Linked DNA regions of Mus musculus: regions 2 and 3 are each linked to region 1. A link is a loop called in an ENCODE intact Hi-C map of the cell type or tissue named here. Cell type or tissue: heart. All regions are shown on one strand.

Region 1 (8,000 bases):
GGGCAGGTGGGCATGGCCCACTTCTGGGGCCCCTTGCTCCTGCTGGGGTCTCCTCAGCTGACCCAGAAGCCTCCCAGCCTTTGAGGCCCGGGCTGAGGTATTTGGCATGGAAGTAGAATCGGCAGGGTATGCAGGCAGCAGGGTGTGCAGGCAGCAGGAGGAGCTTGGGGCTCCGCTGCCCCCAGCTGTCTTGATGGTCTTGCTAATGGGGAAGGAGATTTGTTTGTTCTTAAGAATCTGGCAGATTGAGGCAGGGAAAGAGGGTGGGCCAGGAGGTGGAAACGGACTCTGAATCAAGACAACTCAGGGAGAGGCTCAAGCCTGAAACCCAAGTGCAGAAAGACTGCTAGGTGTGTGTGTGTGTGCTCGTGCGTGGTGTGTGTATGTGTGTAGTGTGTGTGTGTGTGTGTGTGTGTGTGTGTGTGTGTGTGTGTGTAAACCGTGCCTAGGACCTGCAGAAATGGCTTAGTGGTTAAGAGAATTGTCTGTAACTCCAGTAGTTCCAGAGGATCAAAGGTCCTTTTTTGGCCTTCAAGGACACAGGCCTGCACATGATGTACAGATGAAGGCAAAACACTCATGTATGTGTGTGTGTGTGTGTGTGTGTGTGTGTGTGTGTGTATATGTATATGTATATGTATATATATATATATATATATATATATATATATATATAGTCAACCCCCAAGTCAACCAAACCAAAACCTGCCTTCCCTCTTTTCTCCCTGGCCTAGGGCAGCAGGTGGCTCAGTTACCTGTTGCTAAATAAATACCAGGGAGGTGCAGAGAGCCCAGGCACTCTTAGCCTCAAGCCTGGAGAATGTTCTGGATAACAGCTCCAGCACCACACCCTTTCCTACTGAAGCTCCAGTTATTTGGAGAAAGTTCCTTGCCATTCCACCTCTGTCTGGCTTGAAGCTGGGTAACAGCTCTGGGGTTGTCTAGGGGCGCTCAGCTGCCAGCTGCCGAAGAAGGGCCCACACTGAGCCCACACTGTGCCGTGTACAATAGTGGCTTTGCAGCTCTGCTCAAGTCTGGACCCCAGCCCTGCTGCGCAACCACCCAGGCTATAGAGGATGAGGGACAGGGCTGCCCCTCTGCGGAACTGGGTAATTGGAGACAAGCCTCAGGGCGTCCCGGCCGCGCTGCCACAAGGTAGCGCTCACCACGCTACTGGCTTTGAAGGGGGCTTCAAAGAGTTTCCAGGAAAAGCAAGCTGGACTCTGTCAGCTCTGTGAACGGAGGTGGGGGGTGGGGCTTCCCCAGGTGGTAGGCAAGAGTCAGAACATCAAAGTCGCATGAACCCCTGACCTGCGGCCGGCCGCTAGAGGGGCTGCGGGACATTTGCTATTAAAGGGGATCCAGGGTGGGCCGCGGCGGGGCCAGTGGAGCAAGCAGCTGGGCTCCCGGTTCTCTGTCTACAGCAGGCACTCCGGGCCCGATACACATAACTTTGTCTTCTGCTCCCTCTTCTACACAGTCAAGTCAGCGGGAGGTGGCAGATCGATTGCCAGTGTGGCCCTGTCCTGAAAACCATAATAGAGAAGAGACGATGTCTCAGAGAGTGAAGGGTTCAGGAGGCAGGAGAAAAGACTGGCTGGTGTCTGCGCTTTTTCAAACTTCAGACAATTAAATTAGACAAGGAGAGTGAAGACCCAGCCAGGGGACCCTGTCTTCCTGACCCTGTCATAGTCTTAGGCAAAAACCAAAAAACCCAAAAAACAAAAACAACAACAACAACAACAACAAAAACCCAAAAACCAAAAAAAAAAAAAAAAAAAAAAACCAAACCCAGCCTGCTCTTGTGTGCTTTCCCCATGGCCCAGGAGGTCTGGCTCCTTGACAGTTTCTAGGTCCCCCGAGTGACTACAACACACTCCAGGTTTTCCTAATTTATCAAATGTGAAGGGGAGCGAGATGGTCATAGGTCAATTCCACTGAGGGATTTATTATTTATTTGTGAGACAGAGAGCGTCCTTGTTGTCAAGGCTGCCCTGGAATCAATCCACCCTGTAGCCTAGGATGGCCTTGAACTACCTCTAGTCTTCCTGCCTTCGCCTCACCCATGCTGAAATTATAGGCCTGAGGTACCATGCTCGCAAGATTTCTCTGCTTATTTAGACATTATCCGAATGGGCTAGGAGTTTAAAAAATCTCCCCGCTAGGCAACCCCAGTGGCTGAGCTGAAGGCTGCAAGCTTGCTTGCTGCAAATGCCACTCTGGGAAGCCACCTGGAGTCCCCACCAGCTTGTGCCCCTCCCAGCGCCGCCAGAAAATAACCACCGCTAAGTTGGCCTGCAATATCAGAAGTGGATTTTGTCTCTCTCCTAGAGGCCTGAGGTCTGAGATTCAGCTGTCAGCAGGTCTGAGCTTCCTGATGGGGCTGGGGGGTGGGGGTGGGGGGATAGTGAGGGGGGTGTGGGTGGGGTGGGGACCCTTCCTTGATTCTCTGAGCTTTTGGTGGCCCTGGCTTGTTGCTCAGTTCTCTGCCTCCAGGAAAACATGGCCACCTTCCCTCCCGCTGCCCTGATATAAGGACTGTGGCTGGATCTAGTGCCACACTGACTCGAGACGAGCTCCTCTTGCCCCATATCCACAGAACACCCACAAACTCTCCTCTCAAATGGGAGTTCATCTGAGGATCTGAGTGAACATGCATTTTGGGGGACACAGTCACCTGCTCCCTTCTACATCTTTCCTCTCTTCCTGGTCACATACCCTCTCTCCGTTGGGAAACTATCCCTCCCCCAGTCCACATGAGGCAGGTGGGCTGGTAATTGTAGTGGGTTTTCTCCTGTCCCCCTGGCCACAGGGTAAGACGTGTAACCTCTCTGAACAATCACATGTGTCGTCCCAGGCTGTAGGAGTGGCTCTGAGGGGAATGGGGTCTGAGCTGGCCAGGCAGACTCACCCTAGGGCTTTGGATATTTCCCAGGAGAGTTGAAGCAAAAGGGGACTGGGAGGTGGGGCGACATCACTCCAGTGAGCAGAGAGCCTTGAGGGATCTTGCTGTAGGGTCTCGCTGTAGGGTCTGTGGCCACCTCCCCTACTGCCTCAAGAAAGAAACTGGGGCTGGATGTAGTGGTGCATGCCTTTAATTCCAGCACAGAGGCAGGGAGATCTCTGTGAGTTCAAGGCCAGCCTAGTTTACATAGTGAGTTCCAGGACAGCCAAGGCTATATGGTGAGAGACCTTGACTTGAAACCGAACGAAACCAAAACCAAAATTAACAAGAAAGCAAGCTGGTAGTTGGGGTGTAGGAAGAGGTCATCTGTGGTCATTGCAGTGGGCAGATAGGAGCAGAAGGATGGGAGGGGGCGGGGAACCTGAAGAGCCATGAAGGGAAATCCAACGTGTGCTTGTGTTTCTTGCCTCAGAGGCCAGGTCTGGCTAACCATCTAGGGAATGATGAGCGCCCATCAGTGGGCGTGTATGAGGAGGGCTGGGGTGTCCAGCCATGGGGAACATTCTTCGAAGAGTTTCCACTCTGGGTAGGTACTGTACTAGATTAATGTCTCCAATAAGCACACACCAGGCCCCTCCTGTGTGCTGGGTCCCAGGGTTGTAGGGCTGTGTAGAGAAAAGACAATATTGAGGTAATGTAGGTCAGTTGGAGGCAAGGAGGCTCAAGAGGTGGACTTTGCTCCGGAGATGCTGGGCGGGAGGGTGGAAGGAAGCCCAATGCAGCGAGGGAGGCAGCTCCTCACGCTTACACAGCAGGTGCTTGGAAGCATTTGTTGAATAAATGAATTTAGATTATTTTATGGTTCACTTGCTTATGTCTGCCAGTGACTCACGCTGTGCACATCCTTCCTTTTGTGCAGCCTTCCCCAGCACACAGATACACAGGCACACACGTACACACATACACACGAGCACGCACACACACGTACACGCGCGTGCGCGCGCGCACGCACACACACACGCACACGCACACGCACACGCACACGCACACACACACGCACACGCACACACACACACACGCACACGCACTGTACACTGTTGATTGCCCAGTGCTTTGCCTGGCACCTGGAGCGCTGAGTAAGCAGCTGTGGTCCACATGCCTGCAAGGCTGTCAGATGGATGATTGGCAGCTGGTGGGGAAAACAGCCTTGCTCACTTTACTGTCTGCTTCCCCCCCCCCCCCCGCCCCCTCGGTGGTGCTGAGCTGGAAGCGCTGCGTGGCTTCTGGCACATGGGCTTAAACTCAGCACCTAATGACTCACTTTGTGGATTATCCACGGCCTGTTTCATTTATGACATCTCTCTTTTCAACGGTAAGCTTCTGGGATACATTTAGCAAGAACCAGGCATACGTGACCATTTTAACAGGGGTTCGTGACTCTCATAGTACTTGGGGAGCCTGGGGGCTTTTCAGAAGGGGGAGGGATGAAAACATCAAAGAGAAGCATGAGGTGGGGGCTGGGGCTGGGGTTTCTTTGCTGTTTAGAAAGTCCTGAGGCATGGGAGGGGTCAGCTCTTGCAGCCACGGACCCTATTCTTGGAAGGCAAGTCGTTGCTGCAGGTCCCACATTCAGCCACTAGATGTCAGTGTTTCTTAACAGACGGAGCTGGGGATGGCCTCTTGCAAGGGAAGTTCTAACTGGTGGTAAGTGCCTGCGGGGTGAGTGTGGATGCCACTGTCTATTTAAGAGTTTCCGTATATTTTATGTAGTGAGTCGTCTGAGGATCCCTGGAGTTCAGAACCACATTACCTCCATCCAGTCCAACTGCAGACAACTGTGTGTGTGTGTGTGTGTGTGTGTGTGTGTGTGTACGTGACATTGTCAGCAAGGAGAGGGTGGAGCTGGGCAATCAGGCTTTAGGAGCCTTTTTGCTTCCTGGCTGAGAGAAAGGAAAGACAATGTCAGATGTGGAGGGAGGGGAGAGGAGAAAGACAGCCAAAAGCTGGGGAGAACCCACCTCACATAGCATCACAGCATGGGCCACATCGACACCCTGGAACACTTCCGTGTGCCCCAAGCTTCACTCCTGGTAGAGCTTTGTGTGTTCCAGAGGCTCCCAGAAAATGTACCAAATGGAGGTTGTAGAGATGGAGGCAGAAGAGGGACATTGGAGTAAGAAGAATGATGGAGGCCCCCAGTATACTCATCAGAGGATGAGGAACAGAGCCCAATCCCCACCCCACACCCCAACACTTACTTTCCTCCCGGCTCTTCAGTGCAAGAGTTAGGAATCTTCAAATGTAAGGCAGGGATTGGCTCTTGAGCCCCCAAGGGCAGTCCTAGAAATGTCTCCACTCAGGGTGGTGACGGCTACGGGCCCCTATTGCAGTACGGTGGCCGGAGATCACAAGCTTCAGGCTTTACACAGAGATAAGAGAGGTTATCTGCTGCCTCCCCTGGTTGCTTCCCCACAGAGTCTCAAGTTCCGTCATTAGAGACTGTGATTTATTTAGGTCAGGCCCTGGCTCCCCCTAGGAATTTTACATAGTTTCTTGCATGTAATAGACTGTTCAGTAAATATTTGTCAACCAAAGACTCCATTAAAATAAAATACCCTGAGGATGGGTAAACCATTTTCCTTTGCTAACACTTCGCTGTGAATTAGCTGATCACTCTAACTAGTGTCCTAACGAGGTTTCTGAGGGCCGGTAGTTCCAATGGGAAGTTCTCAGGCAGGGAGAGAGGCCTAGTCTGGGCAAATGTCTAGGGGGGAGATGGGACCTGATGGGGAGCAAGGGCAGCTGTGCTGAAGGTCAACACAAGGACATTGGAGTGCTTGCTGCCGGTGACGAGGATAGCTCTTCCCTCTGGAGACTCTCAAGTGATTTCCCTGGGAGAGAGTCTAAGTCCTCTCCAAGGATGGGTATGGAACTGCTTTCTGCTCTGGGCAACTCTCGACACCCCAGTCCCAGGACCCTTGGATGCTTCAGCCTGACTGTTCCTTGAAACCTAATAGTGAGGTCACGTTAATTAAGCCACCAGCGTCACCTTTGCCCCAGCCCCAGCCCACATCTTTGCTAGGTTAATGCTGACGAGTTATTCACCTTGAACGGACCTACCACAGGGAGCCTGTGGTGAAGGGGAGATGGGACTGGCATCATTCTAACCTCCCCAGGGTGACCCAGCATCCACCCACACACATTTGGACCTTGTCTAATGAAAGCAAGAACAAATGCATGACTTCACCTATGTTCTAACTTTAACTCATCGCTGTAACAGAACACGACCAAAAGCCACGTTAGGAGTAAAGGGTTTATTTGGCTCCCAATTCCAGGTCACAATCCATCACTGAGGGAAGCCAAGGTGGGAACTCAGGACAGGATCCTGAAGGCAGGACTCACAGAGGAAAGCTGCTTGCTGGCTTGCTGACTTCCAAGCTCCTGCTTAACTGTCTTTCTCTACTTTAGTACTTCTTTCTTTCTTTCTTTCTTTCTTTCTTTCTTTCTTTCTTTCTTTCTTTCTTTCTTTCATCTATCTATCTATCTATCTATCTATCTATCTATCTATCTATCTATCTCTCCATGCATCCATGCATCCATCCACCCACCCACCCATCCACCCATCCATCTATCTACCTACCTATGAGACAGGGTTTCATTATGTAGCCCTTGGCTGGCCTGGAACTCACTATATAGATCAGCTTGCCTCAAACTCATAGAGATCCACCTGCCTCTGCTTCCCCAGTGCTGAGATTAAATGCTTTTTTCAATTATTCCCGGCACTCGCTGGCTCTCTTACACAGCCCAGGACCACCTACATAGAGAATGGTGCTGCCCACCATTCTAATTGATTAATTTTAACTAACTTCAGCATTAGTTAATAATCAAGACAAATCCCCACAGACATAATCCTGGAAATCCATCAGTTGAGACTCCCTTCTCAGGTGACTCTAGGCCGTGTTTACAGTTAAAGGTAATTAGAAGTGTTGGGCAGTTTTATGTCAACTTGACAGAGGCTAAAGTCATTGGAAGGAGGGAGCCTCAATTGAGAAAATGCCTCCTTAAGATCAGGCTACAGAAAAGCCTGCAGGACATTTTCTCAATAAGTGATCGATGTGGGAGGTCCCAGCCCACTGTGGGTGGTGCCATCCCCTAGGCTGGTGGTCCTGGGTTCTATAAGAAAGCAGCTGAGCAAGCCCCAGGGAGCAAGCCAGGAAGCCAAATAATCTCTTTTCTCTCCAAGTTTTGCTTTGGTCATGGTGTTTTATCACCGCAATCCTAACCCTAACGAAGACACTGGGACACTCTGTAAGAGAGACTTCATGTCTCCTAGCAGCCATTCCATTTACCTTTGAGTGACAGCCATGGCACTGAGGTTTCTGTGGCGTTGGGTACCTCCCAAGTTTATCTGCAGCCCTGTAGGAATTCTCTGTAACTCCAAGACCAAACTGGAAAATGAGCCAGTGCCAATAATCTTGGTATAAAGTGAAAAGGGAAAAGAGCCAGAAATTAGTTAACATATGGAAGTATAAATATGTATACATAAACCAGGAAGAGGGGAGTCAGAGGTTCTTTCCTGTGTATGTATGGTGTGTGTGTGCACATGCGTGCACATTCATGGGTGTGAATGTGGGCATGCCTATGGCATGATGTCCTGTGGAGATCAGAGGACAATGCTGGGTGCTGGTCCCTGCCATGCTTATGACGGGATTTCTATGCTGTTTGTACGCTATGCATGCCAAGCTCGCTGGTCCACAAGCTTTCGGGTTCTCTTTCATTTCCAGCCCTACTTCCCTGTAGGATTGCTGGGATTACACATTTGTGCTGTGCATCTGGCTTTTATGTGGTGATATGCATTTCAACTCAAGTCTCTGGGGTTTTTTGTTTGTTTGTTTGTTTGAGACAGGATTTCTCCTGCATCCCTGGCTGTCCTGGACATGGGCAGGCTAGTGGTTCATCGGAAATGATTCTGAACTTGTTGATCCCACACGTAGCAATGACCTCGCTTCTCCTCTGTAATAGAAGAGTACTTATTTTCTTTGTTTACCTAGTCTAAAGAGTCTAAAACGTCCAAGGTCAGTCTCGACCTCCAATT
Region 2 (8,000 bases), 770 kb after region 1:
GAACTCTCGATATAACTGAGGATAGTCTTATAGCCTTGACTTTTTTTTTTTTAAATCCAGTATCTCCCAAATACTGTATTACAAAGCGTGTGTTCAGCCATGCCTAGTCTATGCAGGAAATTGAGTCTAGGAGATTTCCACTTTCTGAAAAATCTCTATTCTATCCTAAATTTTTTGAGACTTTTAAAAGAGCATACTCTATAAAAACAATGCCTATGAGAGCATCCTAGAAAACAAGGCAGCCTAGGACCTCCTGCAGACTCTGGCCTGGGATGGGGCAAAATGGCTGACCATGGCCCTGGCCTTCCGCAGGGGTACCGCCTCCCTCCATCACCTGGTACAAGGACGCTGCGTTGGTGGAGGTGGGGAAGCTAACCCGCTTCAAGCAGCGCAGCGATGGCGGCCTGCAGATCAGCGGCCTGCTGCCCGACGACACCGGCATGCTCCAGTGCTTTGCCCACAATGCAGCTGGCGAGGCCCAGACCTCCACCTACCTGGCTGTCACCAGTAAGTGTCCTCCCCTGTGTTGTCTCTGAGTGAGCCTCCCCATGAGTCACAGCACCCCTCCACACTCACTGCTGGTAGGGTGGACTGACCTGCACTGGGGGGGGGGGGGCTTTGGGGGGGAGGCTGTCCCATGTGGCACCAGCTCCTCACACCCCCTCAGCACAGCATCTTGTCCACCCTGCTCACTCATGATCTTCTTCGTGGGTCCTGTGTCTGCTGACCTCGGGTCAGAGGAGTCACCCAGGGTTCCGGAGACCCAGCACAAAGGCAGCTATCAGCTGCTCGTTCTTGCACAAACTGGTGCATGTTCAATGGAGCTCAGGTTCCACTGAGTTTGTCACTGAGGGTGTGAGCTTCCCTCTGCATCCTCAGTTTCCCCTTAGTGGATGTCTGAGGTTCCAGAGGGCAGACCTCTCTTGACGGGTACCTGGGGACCTCTTATGAGCCTCCCTGCAGAAGGCCCTGTAACACCAGGGCCAGATGGTGGAGTGGAGGGAAATCTGTCTTTTCTGTGGGCTCTAAGATCTTAGCCCCTAAGCCGGGCATGGTGGCGCATGCCTTTAATCCTAGCACTTGGGAGGCAAAGGCAGGCGGATTTCTGAGTTCGAGGCCAGCCTGGTCTACAGAGTGAGTTCCAGGACGGCCAGGGCTATACAGAGAAACCCTGTCTTGAAAAAAAAACAAAAAACAAAAAAACTTAGCCCCTAGCTGGGGGTCTTCCTAGATATCGCTAATAGATCCCACTGCCTCCCCCTACAGGCATTGCCCCTAATATCACCAGAGGCCCCCTTGACAGCACGGTGATTGACGGCATGTCGGTGGTACTAGCATGTGAGACCTCAGGGGCACCACGGCCTGCTATCACTTGGCAAAAAGGTAGGCGGGATGGTCCTTCAGAGGGCGTAGTCACGTGAGAGTCTAGGAAAGCCTTCCACTCTAGGTTCAGGAGTGAGCAGGATTGAGCTCCCCACGTGCAGCTGTAAAGGCTAGACACTGTGCCGCCGCCCATCTTTCACAATCCACATTGCTCTGCTCTCTCTGTCTCTGTCTCTGTCTCTGTGTCTCCCAGGCCAGACCCAAGACCCCCTATGTCCCACTGTAAGAGGTCTATCTGTCCCAACCTGGTAGAATCTTTATCCATCTGCCTGTCTGTCTACCGATCTACCTGTGTATATCTCTCTCTGTGTCACGCCTCCCCTGCACTGCCCCGCCACACCCTATATCCATCCATCACCTCCTCAGCTTCCCTGAAGGTGACTCTCTCCAGAAGCATCCTGTCCTGTGCTGAGGTACCCCTCATCACCTTGTCAGCTTGTGTCCTGCCTCCTCTCCCCAGCCCAAGTGCATCTGCCCCCAGGCCATGGCTAGCTGGCTGCAAGCAGCCACAGCAGACAGATTGTGGCCTCATCGGGTGAAGGACAGACATGGCGGTGGGTGGAGGCATGGCAGAAAGGATGATAGAAAGGGTACTGCTGCCCTGTGAGCCTGTGAGCCCCAGCCTGTCACCAAGTCCCAGCTCAGCCTGTCACTTAACACTTAACTCATTTAACATGTCCAGAGATGGGTGGGCGGCTGAGACCTTCCAATGCTGGAGCATTTAGGGCCAGCATCAAGGTTTCATCTGATAACCCATAAAACCCTATGTCACCTCAGGGGAGCGCATCTTGGCCAGTGGCTCTGTCCAGCTGCCTCGATTCACACTGCTGGAATCTGGCAGCCTGCTCATTAGCCCAACCCACATCTCGGACGCCGGCACCTACACTTGTTTGGCCACCAACTCTCGGGGAGTAGACGAGGCGTCAGCAGACCTGGTGGTGTGGGGTGAGTGACCATCCGTAGGGGTGGGTCGCCAGCATCTGTACTCCCATACTGTGTTGCTGACACAACCAAGGCTCTTCCTGTCACAGGGATGATGACAAATTAACTCAGAAGCCAGGAACCAGGAGGAGGTGGCCCTGCCAGCAAGGCCACTGGATGGAGAGGTCATGCCATGCTCAGCTGAGTCCAGAGAACTATAAAAAAGCTGTCTTATGTATTTTAGGGCAGAATCAACACAGGGCCAGAGAGTAAATATTTTTGGCTCTGCGGGCTAGACAGTGTCCATCAGGGTCCCTCTCCTACCCTTGTGCTGCTGAGAAAGCAGCCAAGACATTAGTGGCATGGTGGTGAGGCCCATTGAGGTGAGCTTGTCTGTTCAGTATGCCACCCACCATTATCAGCCTGGAGAGAAGCCAGCAGATCTCTCAAGCCTTTTCCACTTGAGGTGTGCACCCCAGACATGCAGGTTTATGGACATACCTCTCCAGGCTGAGCCCTAGGGCCTCGAGTGAGTAGTTGCCTGTCACCAGGAAGCTGGCCTGGTGGCTCTGGTCACTCTCAGTTTGCAATTTTCATTCTTTCTATGGCACCGAGTCCACACCGTGTTTGTGGCTTCAGAGAATCACAGTGTCCCTGGGACAGTTTGTCCTTTCCACTCTCCTGGGACTTTTTTGTGACATAAACCTGTCAACATATGAGGTCATCGCTCAACATCTCCCAGCATCCAGATGTGCAGCTCCAGCGTGTCCCTCCCCCGCCAACTATGGTGTCAGCCCAACCTCCCTGTTCACTAAACATATCCCTGTCTTACAGCCCGGACACGCATCACTAAGCCACCCCAGGACCAGAGTGTCATCAAGGGCACCCAGGCCTCCATGGTGTGTGGAGTGACCCACGATCCCAGAGTGACTGTCAGGTACTCCATGCAAAGTGGGAAGGGACGCTTATAAGACAGGATGGCAGCATCGGGGAGTTGATGCCGTCTGTAAGGCCTCACCTGGGGGGCTATGTCCAGAGCTGGATACAGGGCGAGATGGAGAAGAGGCTTGGTGCCTAAGGACCATGCTGTGTGAACCGTGTTGATGCAGAGTCCTGAGGCAGGAGATGGTAGACAGAGAAATAGAGCAAGGAGGAGGACTCAGGGGTGGGGGGATGACTCAGAGCTAAGAACACCTATGTGTTAACCACGAGGACCCGAGTTCAAATCCCCATATTCCAAAGCAGGGCACAGCTGCATAAATACCTCTAACCCTAGCTGTGTGGAGAGGCAGAGACAGGAGGGATGGAGCTTGCCCCAGACTTCTGAGGTTCAATGAGAGACACTGTCTACGAGTACGGAAAGAAATTACAGACAGGACGCCTGGCATCCTCCTCTGGCCTCACACGCTTAGCACGCAGATATGCACTTCACCATACACATATTGTGCACATATACTAGACAGGAAGAAAAGGGGCAGCAAGAGAGGAGGGAGACGAAGAGGGAAGGGAAAAGGGTGTTTAGGATAAAGAGGTAGAAGACCCCTGCCGCGTGCTCCCCACTTTTTAAACCCCCTAACTAACCTCGTGTGAATGAATTAGTTTAAGCTCCTATTGTAAGGTCTTCAGGTCTTATTTTAATATTCATAGTGGAGCTGTCTGGGCAAGAAGACACAGAGGTGATCACGGGGCTAAGACAGGACAGGGGATGACCCCGTCAGAGGGCATGTAAAGGAAAAGCTTAAACAGAAGTTACCTCCTGCCCCTGTGGGAAAGCCAGGACCAAGAGCTCAGTGTGGGTCTAAAGCAAGTGTCTCGCCTGGGCGTCTGTGGACCAAAGCTCCACAGACCCAACCTCAAACAAGGACGCCCAGGGTACTCCCAAACCATAAGAAGATCTGGGAGCCGCAAGACGGAGGGGTGTGTTGTGTCCCTTTGTGCTCTCCGGAGAGCTCCAGAGGCTGGGAGTCAGCATAACTGCTCCTTCAGAAGATTCCAGCATGTTGCTGTCTAGCTAATGAGTAGTAACACTGTCCCACAATTGCCACAGAGGCCAAGAGGCCACGAGGGGCGGGCACTCCTGCCTCCAGCAGACATGGCCTCCCTAAGCCTCACAGTGGTGTCCTGGGGCGCCACCTGGTGGTCACTAGACAGAGGACAGTCTGCCAATCAGTATAATAGAGTTCTGAGGAACCAGGATTGCAGGACTCCAGGCCTGCCCAGGCTGAGAAACGCTTCATGAAGTGTTCAACATTGACCTTTGGGGCGTTGTAACATGCCAGCAGGGACAAACATGAGCCCTGAAATCACACAGAGGTAGTCAGAATGTTGGCAGACTGACTTCAGGATCCTGGCTTTATCAGATTTTTCTCTAAAAGAAAAAAAAAAAAATTAATAGAGCAATTGTGAAAGTGCCCTCAGAGAGAAGCCATCCCCTGAGTCACAGTCTCGATGACATACTAGTGTCCTTTCTCTAGTTCTCAACTATGTTCTGCTAGTTGAAAAACTCCCAAATAGCCACTATGTTATGTCAGCAGCTGTTTCCATTGCTTGTGTGTATGCGTGCATTTGTGTGCCTGCATGTACATATGTATACATGTATGTGCATATGTGCATGCATGTGTGTATGTGCATATGTGTGTACAGGTGTGTGCATGTGTGTGTACATGTGTGTGTGTGCGTGTGTGTGTGTGTGTGTGTGTGTGTGTGTGTGTGTGCACACGCACAGGCAAGAGGCAGACATCAAGTATCTCTTCTCTATCAATCACCAAGAGTCTCTCACTGAACCTGGAGCTCACAGATTTGCCCAAGGCCAGCCCTTTGTCTCTGCTCCCAGCCTGCACTCCTTGGGCAGTGGCAGCCCCTGCTGCCATCTGCAGCCTCAAGATTACATAGGGGTAGGGGACACAATGCTCAGTATTTTTAAAGCCGCCCAGTGGTTCTGATATTCTCCCAGAAACAGGATATTCTAACTACAAAGTACAACGGGGTCCCCTGAGCAGACTAGAAAGGGAGAAGCCAACGGCTCACATTTAAGTATTGGACGCTCAAATCCCAAGCAATGTGCTGTCAAGACAAAGCCAGGCCCCAGGGGTGAGGCCCAGACAGCTGCAGGCTGCCCGCCATTCTCAAAGAATCTATTTGGTATCTGGATCCAAATCTAGACAGGACACGAACAATCCACTTTGAGACATTATTAATATTAATAAATACTTTTTATACTTTTACCATGTAATGAATTTATTACATTGCAAGAGGAAAATTCAGATCAAGAAAAAAAAGACTAGCAGAAAAACCCATGTACAGTTAACCATTCCCCTTAATTTGACACCATCAGTAATGATATTTGAGTTCCATTAAAGAAGCCAGACACACTCTAGTCTCTAATCCTTTTCCCTTGCGGACCTACTGTGCCCCCTGTGCCATGTCAATAAATATGTTTGCATCAACTCAATTACTGGATTGCTTAGAGTCCACTGTCTGAGGGAAACAGTTTACCAGTTCACAGTGACTGCATTCTTTTCATTATTATTTCTAAATTTTTGCTAATATGAGAAATCTCATTACAAGTATCCTGGTAATCAAATTCTGTACACATCTCTGATTTGCTAAAGATTGGCTGATGTTATCTGGAGCCAAAAGGGTTCCTGAAAATAATGCCAAGAATGTGATATGGGTAGAGGGGTGTGTGTGTATGTGTGTGCGTGCTCTCACGCGCGCACGCCTGGCTTTTTTAGATAGGCTCTTATTATGTAGCCCAAGGTGGGTTGAAACTTGTAGCCACTCTCCTGCCCCAGCTTCCCAAGTGATAACATTACAGACATGAGCCACCAAGTCTGGCTACGTATATATTTTTGTTTACTTTTGAAAGAAACCACTCAAGCCAGGAATGATAGCACACACCTTTAATCCCAGCACTCAGGAGGCAGACGCAAACAGATCTCTGTGAGTCTGGAGCCAGCCTGAACTACATAGCAAGTTCCAGGCCATCCAGAGCTACATACTGAGACCCTGTCAAGAAAAGGGGGGTGGGGAGGGAAGCAAACACCCAAGTGTCTTTCAGAGGCATGGTACACATCTTGGAAGAGGGGATATTGCCCTGGCAGGCACTGAGTGATGTTGGACATTCTATTAGTTGTGGTATAGTTCTTGTTGCTGTTCTGAAGTAGTTTGTTTGTGTGTGTGTGTGTGTGTGTGTGTGTGTGTGTGTGTGTGTGTGTGTGTGTGTGTGTGTTTGTTTGTTTTTAATTATGTGCATCTGAGGCTAGGGCAAGGGTTATGCGCCTGTAAGTGCAGTACCCATGGAGTCCACCAGAGGGCGTCAGATCCTTTGAAGCCAGAGTTGCAGGCAATTGTGAGCTTCCTGTCTTGCTTGGTGCTAGATCCCGAGCTCCAGCCTTCTGCAATAGCAGAATATGCTCTAGAATAGAGTCCTTCCATCCTATCCGCTGCGCTAATCTGCATTTCTCTGTGGCCTAGGAGGCAAACATCTCATTTCTGTTTCCCTCTGCATGTGCCTACATTGGGGAGGTATCCGACAAGGACTTCAGCCCGGTTTTTAATCAGGCTGTTTGTTTTCTTAGGGTTGAGTTTTAAGAAGTCTCTGTATATTTTGGATAACAGCGCCTTATCAGATATTTGTCATGCAAACATCTTCTTCCGGCCCGTGGCTTCTCTTTTTATTCTCTTGGAAGTATCTGTGGAAGAGTAGAAAATTTTAATTTTGACAAAGTCTGTCTTATCCACGCCTCTCCAACAGGGATCAGGCCTTCAGTGTGGTATCTGGAGTCAGCACTGAAGGCCAGGCCTTCTAGATTTCCCACTACCTCCTGGCAGCTGGGGGATTCTGCACTGTGCCTTTAGGTTTGTAACCAACTTTGAAATAAAGATTTGTAACTACAACTATGCCTGGAGCAATGATGTCCAGTGGCTTCAGAATCATTGTTGAGAGGACCATCTCTTGGTTTTTATGCTCATGGTGGTGGTGGTGGTGATGATGATGATAATGATGAGGAGGATGGTGATGCTGATGATGCTGATGATGCTGATAATGCTGAATGCTAGGAGGGACTTTTTTGTTTTGTTTTGTTTTGCTTTGCTTTGTTTTATTGTGTGGGCTTGCACACACGTGGAAGTCAGAGGACAACCCCGGAGGAATCAGTCCTCTCTTTCCAGCACGTGGGTCCTTGAGTCATCTGCTGGCCAGCAAGCACCTTTTACCCGCCGAGCCATCTCACCAGCTCTGGTTTTGTGTCATTGAGTCACTGTAGAAACCTGGTTTCATAACGCAGAGGTCAACAAACCGTTTCTATAGAGGGCCAGGAGAAGATGGCTTGGGCTTTGAGAGCCACGTGACCTTTGGCATCGCTGCTCAACTGTATCTGTAGACAGCACATCCACAAATGGTCATGTCCATGTTACAGCAGAACTTTACAGAGGGGCTGGAGACGAGGCTCAGTGGCTGCCGCTCTTCCAGAGGACACGAGTTGATTCCCTGCACCCATGTGGCAACTCACGACTCTAACTCCAGTCCTAGAGAAATCCGTGCCCTCTTCTATCCTCGCCAAACACAAGACACACACTCATGCACGCACGCAGTATACATACATATCATGCAAGCCCACACTCAGACACACAAAATAAAGATAACAAGTCTTGAATTTTAAACAGTTTAGGTATGCAAGCATGTAATGGGCCAA
Region 3 (8,000 bases), 350 kb after region 1:
GCTGGTGAATCCCAGAATCTACCCCTGTCTATTCTACACCTCCACTCTGGGATTACAGACATGAGCCGCTGCACCTGGCTTTTATGTAGGATTCTGAGGATTTGAACTCAGGCCCTTGAGCTTGCACCAGCTCTCTACCCACTGAGCCATGCGCCCCAGCTTGCAGGTCAGCATTCTTGAGTAACCAAAGAGAGAATGCTGGGATACAGTTACTAGGCACAGGGGATGGCCAGCTTTGGGGGTCCTGCTCACACCCCCAGCCTCACTGCCCTCCAGCAGGGAATCCCATAACCATCTCATCCCCACATCTGTGAGTCCTGAGATCTCCCATAGGAAAGCTCATATCCAGTTCTACATTCAGGGCAGTGCTGGGATCTCTGTGTCTAACAAGTCCTAGGTCACACTGATGCCGTGGGTGTGTGGATCACTTTCAAGGAGTTACCAAGGAGACAGAGCAAGGAGCCTAATCCTGAGAGACTGGTCTTTGCAGTGACCTATGGGGTCAAGTCCTCCAATCTTGTTTTGTTTTTGTTTTTGTTTTTGTTTTACCTGCTGTGTGACCTCCAGCACAGTTGTTCTGTTAACCTTGCTGAGACTCAGTTTCTCACTTATCAAATGTCGATAAAAACATAGTCAGGAGATGGCAGAGAAGACCTTAGTTAAACACATTGAGCTCAGTGCCTTGGATGCACTGACCCCACAGGGATGAGAAGACATGGATTCTATCAAGTAACTCACCATGCGGAGACCTTAACCCGACTAAGGGAGCAGATCTGGGATGGCGGGGGGGGGGGGGGGTGGGGTGGGTGCGGTTCTCCAAGAAACTGCCTTAGGAGGCCACCTTGTTCTGGAAGATGATCTCCCAAGGCAGAGAGCATGCCCTCTGTGTAGCTGGACTCTCAGGTCCAGGAGGGACAGAGCCCAATTGCAAATCAGAGGGACATGGAACAGATATGGTCTCTCTATACACATCTGTTGTAGAACAAAGCCAGGTTCAAAGTTAAGGCACCAGAAAGGGCTGGGCATAGAAGGAGAGGGATAGGGGGGTGGGGGGAGATGAAAAGACTCCCCACCTACCCCCAACCTCTACTTATATACAGATTCCCCAGAACTAATAAAAGGCCCAAGCCCATTTAATGGCACTTGACTTGGAGTGTGTGTATGTATACATGGACATATATGCACTTCACGTGTCCCTGAGCAGATTCCATGAGCTAGCCTGGGAAATGGACACGGGTGGGGAAAGGAGCCAGACACGCCCACCTGGAGACAGGTCAGTGGGTTTAACCAGAGCTGTGGCCAGTGATGGCTCTCCGAGGAGCAGGATTTCTCAGCTGGGCTCTGCTGACATTTTGGGAAGACTATTTGTGCTGTGGAGGCTGTCCTGTGTTGTGGAGACGTTTCGAGCCTCCCCAGCCTGTACCCACGGGGTGCCAAGAGAACCCTCCCACCCTCGTCGTGACAATCAGAACATGTCTTCAGACATTGCCAAATGTTCTTTGGGGACAAAGCCACCCTCGGTGACAACCATTCCATAGATCCTGTCTTGGGACCATAATGCAAGACACTGGGTTGGGGCAAGCCTGTGAATGGAGTACCCAGGCCACCAGCCCAGCGTCCTCTCTGCCAGCTGCAGGAGGCTCTGGCTGGTAGCTCTTCCAATGCCTTTTCCAGTGCTTAGTGTTCAGTCTGTTAGATCCTGGCTTCCGGTCCTCTCCAGGCTCCTGCCTAGAGAGGGGAATTAGGTTCCAAATGCAGCAACCCATCCCTCCCCAATCCACTCTCCTCACTCCCAAGCTTCATATCTCTATAAAGGGGGCCCTACTGGAGTTCGGGGGGGGGGAACCATCTTTGGAAAGGGCAGGGCTGGAGTTGGCACCGGGAGTCCTGATGGAGAAGCCAGGGGGTGCGGAGGCTGAGTGGGGGAAGAGAATGTTATCACAGAAACCTGATTTTTCTACACACTCTATCAGCTCCCCATCTGCTCCTTGATTAAACGTATTGCCGCGCTCCCTCCCCACGTGCCCGCTGCCAGGACGTCTCTGGAGCCCTGATTACATCTGTGGAGAGAGCCTCAAACCTCACAGATGAGCGAGCCTATCGATCAGCCTGGCAGCTGACGTGTGTTTCAAAATGTAGAGGCGGATGGGCAGTTTAACTGCCAGGCCGAAGGGTAGAGAGGGCTCTTACCCTTAAAGGAAAGGCCTCCATCTTCCCCGTCACCATCACCGCAGCAACAAGCCCAGGATGGTGCTCAGTCTAATAACCCCATGCAACTCTGAGACTCTGAGACCTTAGGTGACACCCCTCCCTCCCCTCACTCAGTTTCCCTCTCCTTAGCAGGAGGACATGACAGCTGAGTTGGTGGATACAGAGTGAGTGACCTTCAGAGTCAACAGACTATAGCCCTGTCACTGACTCACAACCTGCCAGTCCTGTGTCCTGTGAGCCAGCAGCCTGGGTGTCTCCCTGGAGCTTGTTACACATGCAGGCTCTCAGGCCCAGCCGGGGCCAGGCCTAGGCTGGATGCATCGGGAACTACCCTTTAACAAGCTCCCCCGGTACCTCACGGACACGTTACAGCCAGCGCGCCGAGCACGCCGACAGCTCCGTTCATTTAGCTACTTCAGAGGTGAACATGTAAAAGAAATCTCTCAAAGGGAATAACTCACCACCTTCCCTGGCCTCAGAAAACTTTTCACAGAGATTTTTTTTTCTTCCTGCCCAGGAACTTTAACCCTGAGAAGCAGGCAGCTTTGAAATCCTGGTGGTTTGAGCCTCGAGATGAAAATCCTCATTCCATCAGTCCCTCAACGAGCCTAGGGATGAAAAAGAAAAGCTCGTCCTGCCCCAAGAAAAGGCCTCTCTTGGGGGATAGGCAGACCCCTCTTCCGTTCCTTGAAAAGATGCCCGTCCACGGTAAGGGTTTCAAGCAGCTAGATTTCTCCTTGCTGGAGTTTGGCCAGAGTCTCGCAAGCTCCATCCTTCTCTTGGGACTCTCTGTATGAGTGGCCAGTGGTGGCTCTAACACATTTCCAGAAGTTCGGTGGCTTGAAACAACGGGGCTCGTCATTCTTTCACTGGTCTGAAAGCCAGAAGACTGAACTTGAGGTGTGACCAGGGTCCCCCTCCCTTTGGAGGCTCCAGAGGGGACTCATCCTTGCCTATACCTGTTTACAGCGGCTGCACCTCTCCTCTCTGCCCAGGGCCACAGAGCCTCTGCTCCTCTGACATGTTAGAGATCCAGCCTCCCTCCTCTTTCTTTTTATGCTCCTTAGGCGGCATCCCAGTGATCTCGATTAAGCTCACCTCACAGTTCTTGGTTACATCAAAAAAAAAAAAAATATATATATATCTTTTCCCATAGAGTCCAGGTGTGAGCCACATAATCACGAGTCACAGAAACTTGTGCCTACCTTTAGGGGGTTACCTACCACAGTCTCCAGTGGAATCCTAGGTATTACAGCTTGGATGGGCAGTGTCCCCATCACCACCAGTTGGTGGCGCCATTGAGAGGTAAGTGAATTATGGAGGGTATTTAACCTCAAGGATGGATTAATCCATGGATGGGCTCACAGAAGAACTGTTGGGGCGGGGGGGGGGGGGGGGCAGGGGATGTAGGCCCCTGGAGGTGTGAATGTGAAGGTGTATTTTAGTTGGGCTTCGCTCCTATCTGCCTTAGTTGACAAGGAAGCCACCAAGAGTGTTTGAACCAGATGCATAGGAGGGGAAGTGACCTCCCTTCTGAGAGAGCCCTGTGCAAGGGGTGATGGCCTGCAATGAATGTTTCAGGAGAGAAGCAGCCTTGATAGTATACCTGAAGTGTGGGGGTGGGGGTGGGAGGTGTGGGAGGAGGGAGGAGGTGTGGGGTGTTTCGGCCAGAGGGAAGAGTGTGAGAAACTCCGAGCCTCTGTGTACGTTATCCTGGAGTTATGGAGTGTGAGAGATGAACCAGAGACCCCAGCAGCTCCACAGAGCAAAACTCCTCCCTCCTCTCATCAGAGAGTGAAAGTCTGTAGCCTGTGGGTCATGGAGGCAACACAACACTGCCTTCTTTGAGAGAGCAGCCTGTTTGGCTTTGTGCTGGGGGCAGATCGCCCCGGTGCCTGGGCAGGGTAGGTTGGATGAGGTTGGACTGGAGCCTGGACCATCACATAGGCATCTGGTGAGACAATCCAGGCAGCAGATGATCAGGGCCAGCCCACACTGGTACTCGTCTGGCCTGATGGATGACACTTGAGCCAACAAGTGAGTTAGCCATCAGTTAAGCCAATCTCAGCCCCCAGCCCCCCCCCGCCCCCCCCCGGCAGAGACAGACTCTAAGGGCAGTGGCCATGGTCCCCTGGTATCCTTGGGCAATGCCTACTCCAGTCCTTTAAACTGAGAAGGTATCCCTATTCTTCCTAGCACCTCAGCTTCCCCATTGCCTTCGTAGGGAGGGTGAGGGCGCTGTCCCCAAGATCACCCAGTGGAGATTTTTGCTTAAGCAGCTCCCAAATGTTAAACTGACTAATTTCTGTGGAGATTTTTCTTTAAGCCAGCCTGACACCGGCTTTAAATCAATTTGAAATCCTTTGTCTACAGATCCACGTGGAGAGGGTCCTTGGAGAATGGGTACCAATTACCCTCATCTGTCAGCGAGGACAAGGTGGCTGAGATGGGCTGCAGCCAGGACTGGGAGGAGCAGGTTCATACGTGTGGAAGGTGTTCAGAGCTCAAGGCTACGTACTACAAAAGGCACAAAGCTAGGGGCACGCGATGGTCATTAGGCTACACTAACGGGTGGGGAAGGTCTGGCCCCCAGTTGGTGGTGCTATTGAGAGGAACCTCTAAACAGGAAGACTCCGGTGGGAAAGCTGATTGGCTGGGCTGTTCAGCCACGCCCAGTGTTCAGAAGACTAGGGCAGGAAGGTCAAGTGTTAAAGGTCATCTTTGATACATAGTGTGCTTGAGTTCGGTTTGGGCTCATGAAACACCATCTTAATTAAAGAGGGGATGGGAACTGAGGAAGATGGAAGGAAAGGGAAGGCTAAGGGGTTGGCTCAGGCCCGGGGATACTGAGGTTCACACCAAGTTCAAAGACTTTGCTTGGCCTTTATTCTCAGGTTACTCCATCCCTTAAATAGCTGAAGTTGGGAAGAAGGGAAGACCAGGGCGAGGTCTGGAAGGGGTGTCTGTGACGGTGGGTGCAGGGAAGGTCAAGGGGACTCATTAGCGGCCTTCACAGCCTGCTTTGGAGCTCAAGATCAACGAGAGTATTTATGAATGAAATCAATCCTGCCCCCGACGCAGGGAGACAAGCCAAATTTCCCGGCTCCATCTTCCTGTCCAAATGGCCCTCTTCCCCTTCAGCATATTGCTTTGTAATAGAGCCCATCCTTGCCATCCTTCCTCCCCAGGGGAGGTTTCCAATTTATCTGCCCTAAGTGGAGAACGTGGGTGAGTTGCTAATAGGGCACCAGCCCAGCCCGCCCGCAGAGAAACTGGGCAGGGGTTAGAGGGAGGAGCTTCAAGGACAGAGAGCAGACTTTGCCCCGTGGGCAGGGTTGTGAGTGACAGCCTTGAACCCACTGCCAGTCCAACAAACGGACACCTTCTCATCCGGCAGCCTGATGCTGCCATGTGACCCAGCCTATCCAGTCCCAACAGCCAATCCTAATAGCCAGAGTCTAGTCAGGTGACCAGGATTGGCCAATCGTTACATTCTGGTTTTGACTTTGGCGTGTGTACACTGAGAAGCTGTGGGGGTAGGTTAGTCTTCTGTTTCAGTGGCCCGTGGAGGCAATGGTCCAGCAATTGTGGTGTTAGAAGTGCCATGTCTCAGACAGATTCTGATGCCCAGCTTCTAGAAACCACTTGCTCTCAACTTCCCACCTGTTTCCCATCCTCACATTAATAGTTTGTGTTCCAATATCCTTCCAGAACATTCCCTCAATGTGAGCCTCTGTTATTGGCAACCAGAACCCTGATAGAGTTAAGAAATTAGTCAGAATCAGGAAGACATAGAAGACACATACTTGTGCCGAGGGTAAGGTGAAGCATCCTCCTCCTGCGTGAGAACGGGACTGTGAGATGAGAACCCCAGGGCTTTTCCACAGCGGTGATGCCTTCCGGGACAGTGAATGGCGGCTAGCTGACTCCTTCGCACCGAGTCAGCTGGAAGCATTTCTGCCCAGATCTTTCTGAGGTCCCAACGCTGCCAGGATCTAGGAGGGAGAAGCTGAGGGCCCAGCCCGTGCCTGCACTATTTCAGAAGGACACAAAGATGAAGACTCCCTCCTCACTCTAGAGCTGAGGCAGAAGTGGCTCTTAGAGATTGATGGAGCTGCCCCTGGAGCAGTGGCAGGGTGGGGCGGACTCCATGTCTGGCTACCACTGCCAGCACGATTCACCAAATGAATCTTTGTAATTCTCTCTAGAGGTTGAGGTTCTTGCTTTCAGGCTTTGGGGATGGGGAGGGGAGATGTGAAATGGGCATATGAGCCACTCAGGGAAATCTAGGGAGTGCATGGCAAAATGTATACCCAAGCCTCTGTCTCCAGAACACTGAGATCTGCAGAAAAACTTCAGTCAAGGGGATGGGTGAGTGGAAGGTAACTTCAGAGCCTTGAGTGGAATCGAAGGGACTGAACTGCACGTCTAGGCCCATAGGACAGCCTCTCTGCAGCCAGGAATCCAGTTTTCTGTTGGGTTTTCCACTAGTGTAGCTAGTGGTTCATTGCATCTTAATTTGGCAGTGGTGGCAGCTGCATGCATATATATGTGTATGTGTGTATATATATATATATATATAGAGAGAGAGAGAGAGAGAGAGAGAGAGAGAGAGTCTCTGAAGTACTACTTGGTACATAGCTGCTATGGGTGGCTCTGAGCTAATGAACAGGGAAGACCCTGGAAACTGTGAACTCTAGACAACTGATACCCAGAGGATGTGACCCTGAGGCTCAGCCCCAAGCCCTCCTCTTGGCCTGCATCAGGAGCATAGTGAATCCAGATGGTCTTCAGGCCTGGGTCTGGGACCTTTGTTCTGAGTGTTAGGGTAGAAAGAGGAGTCTGTGAGCATCTAGGAGCCAGATGGATATGGCAGCCAGATGAGAAATGCCCTCCTTGTTTCTTAGAATGTAGAAAAAGTAGCCTGCCACTCTTTCATACCCAGGGGTGACTGGAGGTTGTTGCTATGGGCTCTGCAGTCCTAGAATCCTGTTTCCGTGGGCCTGATCTTATTGCTAGATTGGTGGCATGTCCACCATCCTACTATGCGGTCTGTGTAAGGGATAGCTGCCCCTCCCCTAGCCATCACAGCACACACCCAGACACCACATTCTCAGCACAAAGAAGATACAGTACCCCAGAGGGGCAAGCAGTAGAGGAGGCTGCAAAGGCAGACAGACAGAAGACAGACAGCAACAGCGGCAGGTGTTTTGTTTTGCTTTTTGCATTTTGTTTTTAGTTTTTTTGAGGGAGTGAGTTTGTAAGGAGAAGAGGGGAGAGTCTGTGCCAGGGTAAGTTGGTAAACCCTGATAAGACATGTTAGCCAAATAATGAATTTTGATTGTTGGAGCTCTGTGATTTGCCTCAGGAATGAGTCAGTGGTCAAATGAGGGAATGGATCTTGAGGGCTGCCTTTAGGAATGTGATCTAACAGTTTTTAACAACGGAGAGGGAAAGGGGGGAAAAGGCAAAACCAGTTGGCGCCATGTCTGCCATGCTTCAGCCTGTTGGAGAGCCCCCCCCCCCCCCGTCTGTGTCCTGGGCCATGTGACAGTCAAGCACCTTCATCGTTCCTGGAAAATGAAGAGGGGGGATTTTCTCCCAGCCCCCCACTCCCATGCCTTTAAGTTTTGGAGGGATGTTGTTACGTCCTGGTTAGCAGTCCTCAGCCAGCCCAAGAATATCGATGCTCATTGGTCACTCTGTGTGACACAGGCAGGACCCTGTCTCCCTTCTGTCTTATCTCCTCACCTTGTCCAAAGCCCCCATGTCATCTTTAAAGCAAAGCA

The links. Peaks named below come from ENCODE experiments on the same cell type or tissue, not always from the same donor. Only the 100,000 strongest peaks of a DNase experiment are listed, where the experiment ranks them.
Region 2: a loop joins it to region 1, with 13 times the contacts of the local background. A loop is called at or near these places in 24 of 42 quality-filtered maps.
Region 3: a loop joins it to region 1, with 4 times the contacts of the local background. A loop is called at or near these places in 3 of 42 quality-filtered maps.

Annotation. Positions count from the first base shown.
Region 1 is chr11:114,633,069-114,641,068 of GRCm38, reverse strand. No RefSeq gene overlaps it. Among named protein-coding and RNA genes, the nearest start is that of Gm31781, 11 kb to the right of the region's middle. In heart, a CTCF peak has its summit at 4,529 (motif pointing right); a DNase peak (open chromatin) is centred at 4,508; H3K4me3 peaks cover 1,700 bases; H3K27ac peaks cover 921 bases; H3K27me3 peaks cover 3,976 bases.
Region 2 is chr11:113,862,233-113,870,232 of GRCm38, reverse strand. Sdk2 (sidekick cell adhesion molecule 2) reads left to right here. Exons shown (of 45, transcript NM_172800.3): 9 at 313-507; 10 at 1,267-1,383; 11 at 2,161-2,328; 12 at 3,139-3,241. Among named protein-coding and RNA genes, the nearest start is that of Gm51930, 62 kb to the right of the region's middle. In heart, CTCF peaks have their summits at 4,439 (motif pointing left) and 6,629 (motif pointing right); a DNase peak (open chromatin) is centred at 4,382; H3K27ac peaks cover 354 bases.
Region 3 is chr11:114,278,899-114,286,898 of GRCm38, reverse strand. No RefSeq gene overlaps it. Among named protein-coding and RNA genes, the nearest start is that of Gm31318, 21 kb to the left of the region's middle. In heart, a CTCF peak has its summit at 3,486 (motif pointing right); no DNase peak of the experiment used is centred here; H3K27me3 peaks cover 1,291 bases.